Linked DNA regions of Mus musculus: region 2 is linked to region 1. The links are chromatin loops, found by intact Hi-C in ENCODE. Cell type or tissue: heart. All regions are shown on one strand. Links, peaks and the distances in the headings refer to the core of each region. The heading gives the core; the rest is flanking DNA.

Region 1 (2,802 bases), core at 148-2,647:
CTGCTGGCTGCAGTCTCTGTCAGTGCATCCCAGAGGCTAGTACAGATGGGCAGGAGGTGCGGATGGGCAGGTGCTGGCACCCATCGTTGTCCAGGCTTCCTCGTTCCTCCCACCTCTGGGATATGGCTACCTGTTCTCAGCACACCAGGACCCCTTCTTCCTCAACACAAGGATGGTTCTCAGACAAAAGCAGGGAGGGGTCCAGGAGGATGACCACTGGAGGGCGCTCAAGCCCCTGTGCCCAGGGTAACCTCATCCTAACTGCTTGGCTCTCTACGTCCTGCCTCATCAAGTCGGTCCAGCATTCCTCTGCCTGAGCGACCCACAGATGAAGCCTCTGAGTTAGGGCTCCTCAGTAGCAATCATACTCCGAGCTGTGGGAGTCAAACAGGGTGAATCATGCAGTTGCCAGAGGCCTCAGTTGCCCATTTCTAAGATGGGACTAAAAGCCGACGAAGACTTGGAAGAGCAGACAGCCTGTGAGTGAAGTACTCGCTAATTCACACGCTCATGGTCCCGGTACTCCCCGAAACCCTGAGGGACAGGGCCAGCTAGGGGCCAGGTGGGAGCAGGCCAGCCACGGTGGCCCTGTGATTACTGATTGTCACATTTCTGTAGTGGGCCCCATCATTGTTGGGCTGGAGTCCCAAGAAGGCATGGTCTAGGTGGGCCTGAAGTCCTATTCGTAGGTGAAGTCTAGGTGAATAGACTCTGAAGTGAGGAGAGTCACTGATGGATGGGGGCTTTGGTGAACAGTCATTATGGGAAGGGGTCCACAGTGGGAGGGGCTCTTCGGGACGGATGGGTCTGCTTTGGTCAGGATCCCTGATAAGCGGGGCTGTTGATGGGCAGGGTCATTGATGGGAAAGTGTCTAAATGGAAGAATTCATTGATAGGGCTATTGGTATTAAGGGCTACTTGGTGGGTGGGGGTCACTGATGATCAGAGGTCCTCAGTGGGTGATTGTTCTGCCGGGTTACTTGTGAAGGAGTCATTGTTGGTTTGGGGTCACTCGTGGTCAGGGCCTCAGCTGACCTCCTCTGGGGGGAATCTTGGCGCGGTCTGGGGTCTGCGCTCCTATCTGACGTCGGCAGGGGGCGCCCCTTGCGCGTCGCTGCGTCTGGTCTGCTCACGGAGACTCCACCCGGGCTATAGAGGAGCCACAAGGGCACTTGCGTCGGCCTGGAGGCGCTGCGGGGCTGCAGACCGGTGCGTACTTAGGCGTCCCTGGGGAGGGTTCCTTCTATTTGCAAGCCAGCACTAGGTCCCTGCGCCTGATTTCTACTCCAGCTTCGTTCGGTACAACTGGACATCCCTTTGGAACAAACACACCGGGCAGGGCGGAGAGGCTCAGAGAAAGGGGAATCTGGGTTTTTGGTTGAGCAAGGCAAGGGGCGAAACTTATACAAGGCTAGATGTGCCCTAATTCAGTTTCCCCATCTGTGGAATGGGATGTGGCATGATCTGCCTAGGCGAGGACAAAGGAGGTGGCTTAGCTGGGTCTGGGATCTGAGGACGCCCGAGGCTGTGAATTCTTGGTCAAGTTCTCTTTCTGAGTCCTGGAAGGAATAGCTTTGGGAGAGACTGACTCTTTTCTGCCTGGATTTGCCAACACCCACCTCCCCCTGAGGAGGAAGGCCAACAACTCAATCCATACAGAGATCGACGACCCTCTTCCTGGAAGGGAAATACATTCTTCAGAGGAAATCCTGGTCACAGTAAAGTGGTTGAGCACCACTGACTGACCGTCCTCTCCCAACATGGGGGGACAACCTTTTCTGCAGAGGTGTCAGGAGCCTTTAGAGGACCCACAACGCATGTTATTCTGGACCACTTTCCAGATGGGGAAATTGAGTCAAGTTAGTTGTGGCACCCTGTTAGAAAGCCTTCCCACACCACCACAGCCGCGGGGGGGGGGGGGGCGGGAAGAGGCGGGAAGAGGCCTGCTCACCCCCTCCCCTGTTCTACATGCTCAGTGACCTCTGTGTTGGGGCACATGGCATCATGATTTACGAGCAACTGAATGGTGTTTGTGTCTCCTTGGAAAGCAATCTGGGCTGGGCTCTTTGATGGTGGACTCCAGGTCTGGGAACCTTCCTTGGACGATGATTCGAAAACCACGCCTTGCCTCCTGCACAAAGATGTTCAGCACAGTGTTTATAACCATGGAAAATTGCAGCTACCAGTGGTGTGTCCCCAGAGCCCTTGGGGACCCATACGTCTTGAGCTGGTGTCAACACTGAGACTTTTTTTAAAAAAATACTGGGGTGTATAGAGAGAAGGTACAGGGTTAAATTGGGGTGCTGTGGAGAACCCACTCAGGGAGGCCCGATCAGCCTCCCCCACCACCACCAGTCTTTACCCCGTGAGCGTGTGCTTTGCTGATCGTAGGAGAACGCCAACATCATTTAAATGGAAAATTATTGAAAGCCCCTCTTGTATACTGCAGTATTTATGAGCGAGATGATACGGAGGCTGGGATTTGTTTTAAAACTAACTCCAGATGTGTTACTGCACTACTAGGGCAATTAACAAGGAAGTTTGTGCACACACACACACACACACACACACACACACCACTGTGTGGTGGTGGGTCTGGATGGGGGAGGGGCAGGGAGAAGAGGTAGTAGTGTCCCCTCCGTGGCCCCACCTGGAGATAGACATCCTGAGTTTTAGTCTTGTTCTGCATTGTGGTCAATTAGCTCCATTATCTGGGATGAAATGGGGAAAAGGGCTCATGGCAAAACCTTCCTTAAGGTTGGAAGGGCAGGCCAACAAGGCAGGGCCAGGTCTATAGGATAC
Region 2 (2,802 bases), core at 238-2,737, 160 kb after region 1:
TAAATTGTAAAAGTAATTAAGTAACCAGAATTGTAAAGTCAAACTGTAAATTAACCACAGTCAAGAGTTGCAATTTGAACTGTGACTGAAAAGTAAGACAGAGTCTAGCTCTGAAACTGGAGCTCATCCAGTAACTCGGCAGGCTGGCCAACAAACTCCAGGGATCCTCCTGTCCCTGTCACCAGCTCTGAGATTACAGGTGTCTGCTGCCATGCTCAGCTGCCACCACAGGGCTGCAGGAGAGCTGAATTCTGAGCCTCCATATTTATGCCCCAAGCACTTTATCCACTGAGCACCTCAGTCCACTGATTGATAAAAACACCATCATCAACATCGTCGACATCATCATCATCATCGCAGGTTTTTACTATGTAGCAAGCCAGAACTGCTACAGGCTGAGACCAGGCTGGGCTCAAGTTCAAACTCAACAGAGTTCTGGTGTGCTTCTGCCACCTGACTGTTGGGTGACTAGGCACACACCATCACAACTCATCACTTTGTTTGTTTATGTGGTTTAAAAATTTTTATTTATTTACTTATTTTTAAAAAATTATTATTATATGTAAGTACACTGTAGCTGTCTTCAGACACACCAGAAGAGGGAGTCAGATCTCATTATGGATGGTTGTGAGCCACCATATGGTCGCTGGGATTTGAACTCAGGACCTTCGGAAGAGCAGTCAGTGCTCATACCCACTGAGCCATTTTGCCGGCCCCTTATTTTTGTTTGTTTTAGATAAGTTTTCTCATTGTGTAGCCCTGGCTGTTCTGAAACTCACTTTGTAGACCAGGCTGGTCTCTAACGCACCGAGTTCTCCCTGCCTCTACCTCTCAAGTGCTGGGACTAAAAGCATGCACCACCACGGCCTGGCTTTTTTTAATTAATTAATTAATTAATTAATTAATTTTTTGGAGACAGGATTTCTGTGGTAGACCAGCTGGACTGGAATTCTCTATCCTTTTCCCTCAGCCTCCCAACTGCGGGGAGTTCACTACTATGGCCGGCTCAAACGCCAGTTTAATGATATACTAAACAGTTTCCTAATGGGACAGGACGGAGGGGGGGGGGTGTCAGTGGTAGAGGGCTTATCTAGCAAGTGGGAGGCTCTGGTTGTGAGGAGAGTCCTGGAAAAGGAGGGGGTGGGGTGGAGAGAAGCAGAGGAGGAGGAGGAGGAGGAACAAAGAAAAAGAATAAGGTCTACAGTCTGATTATATCTCTTTCTAGAAGTGTGTGTAACAAAGAAAAGACACCCCCCCCCGAAAAAACACCTTTCAAGCTCATTTGCTCTCTCTATGAATTAATAAACTACGGTCTATTTTGCCTGAACCTCAGGGTGCTAAGACTGCTAACTGCCTCTGTGAAGTTGGGGCCACGCCCAGCCTCGTGACCACGCCCATCACCCTCTGCACAGACAGGTGCAGTGGCCGCCAGGGATGCCTGACTCACTGGAGACTAGGGATTCAGTTTGGCTTTTCACTTACCCGTCCTCCGTTTCCAAAACACGCATCCAAGAAACTGACCAGGCGAGAGGCTTCTCTAGCCAGTTCATCGATGGTTAAAAAAAACCCATAGCAACAGGGCGTCTTCATTGAAGACCAGCGAACATTTTCCGAGTGTTGTAGAAGATACCCACCCAACCACCCAGGCATAGGAGGCACCGGTGCCACTCTGAGAGGCTAAGACCTATGGCTAGGAAACAGTGCCACCCTATGGCACCCAGCTGGGATGTCTGAGAGAGAGAGACAGAAACAGAGAGAGAGAGACAGACAGACAGACAGACAGACAGACAGAGACAGAGAGAGAGAGACAGAGACAGAAGCAGAAAGAACGCCAGATGCAACCAGAGCCCAGACTTCAGTAATGCCGCCCCAGGACCAAACCCACCACTCTTTCCAGTTAGTATTTAATGACTTCAGCACAACCAAGCTTGGATGCTGGACAGCAGCCTCAGAGGCAGCCGTTCTGACCCTGGTCCATCTTGGCAAAGGAGGAGCTGGAAGTTTCCAGAGCATGCAACCGGGACATGGCAGAGTCCCATGTTGTAAACCAAGTTTGTCTGCCACCAGAGGCTACAAACAGACACCAGGATCATACAGCCTTGAACAGTCCAGATAGGAAAGGCATCCTGAGCTACTGTACTCAAAACAAGACGTCACTTTCCTCCTGCACGAAGCCTCCTAGTGGATCTATGTAGGTCAGAGTCTAGATGGAAGCAGGCAAGCGTGGTGCACAGGTGGATCATTCCCCCAATGTCCAGAAGGCTGAGGCAAGAGATTGAGAATTTGAGACCAGCCTGGGTTATTATATAGCAAGGCTCTGTCTCATAACTAAGATGAAACTCGTTGTAGAGAATTGATAAATTCACAATTCTAACAAACAGTAGAGAGAGCTCCTAGCTGTCTCGAACAGCAATGTCTCAGAGAACCATAGCCATGTGTCAGCCCCAGAGGCTCTCTACTATGGCTCCAAGCCTACTCAGCTTGCTGGTTCTGGATGTTTGTCTGCATTCATATCTGTACATCTAGCTCTGCTAGACATGGGTACCATCACCACGAGGACCCCTATGCATACAGCCATGGCCTCGCTGTCCCTCCACCATGCTGTATAGTCCCTGAACCCCAGCTTGTCCCATGTGTCTGCAATTTTCTCATTGCAAGGTCATTACATAAGCAAGGTCTTGTGGTGTGTGAGTCTCTTGGGGTTGGCTTCTTTCCACTCCATGCAACCCTCCCGAGACTCATCTTACCTGTGTATGAAAACTCTGTGCCTTCTTATTGCTAAACAGTATTCTGCCTCTCGGG

The links. A loop is a pair of places that touch in the nucleus more often than their neighbours do. Peaks named below come from ENCODE experiments on the same cell type or tissue, not always from the same donor. Only the 100,000 strongest peaks of a DNase experiment are listed, where the experiment ranks them.
Region 2: it touches region 1 in a loop (8-fold over the local background); 4 of 42 quality-filtered maps call a loop at or near these places.

Annotation. Positions count from the first base shown.
Region 1 is chr5:139,667,019-139,669,820 of GRCm38, reverse strand. It overlaps Gm46926 (a long non-coding RNA gene), which reads left to right and starts at 609. Exons shown (of 2, transcript XR_001785003.1): 1 at 609-1,209. In heart, for the core only: CTCF peaks have their summits at 211 (motif pointing right) and 1,086 (motif pointing right); a DNase peak (open chromatin) is centred at 1,090; H3K4me3 peaks cover 324 bases; H3K27me3 peaks cover 2,500 bases.
Region 2 is chr5:139,509,757-139,512,558 of GRCm38, reverse strand. No RefSeq gene overlaps it. Among named protein-coding and RNA genes, the nearest start is that of 4930500L23Rik, 13 kb to the left of the region's middle. In heart, for the core only: a CTCF peak has its summit at 1,710; no DNase peak of the experiment used is centred there; H3K27me3 peaks cover 1,763 bases.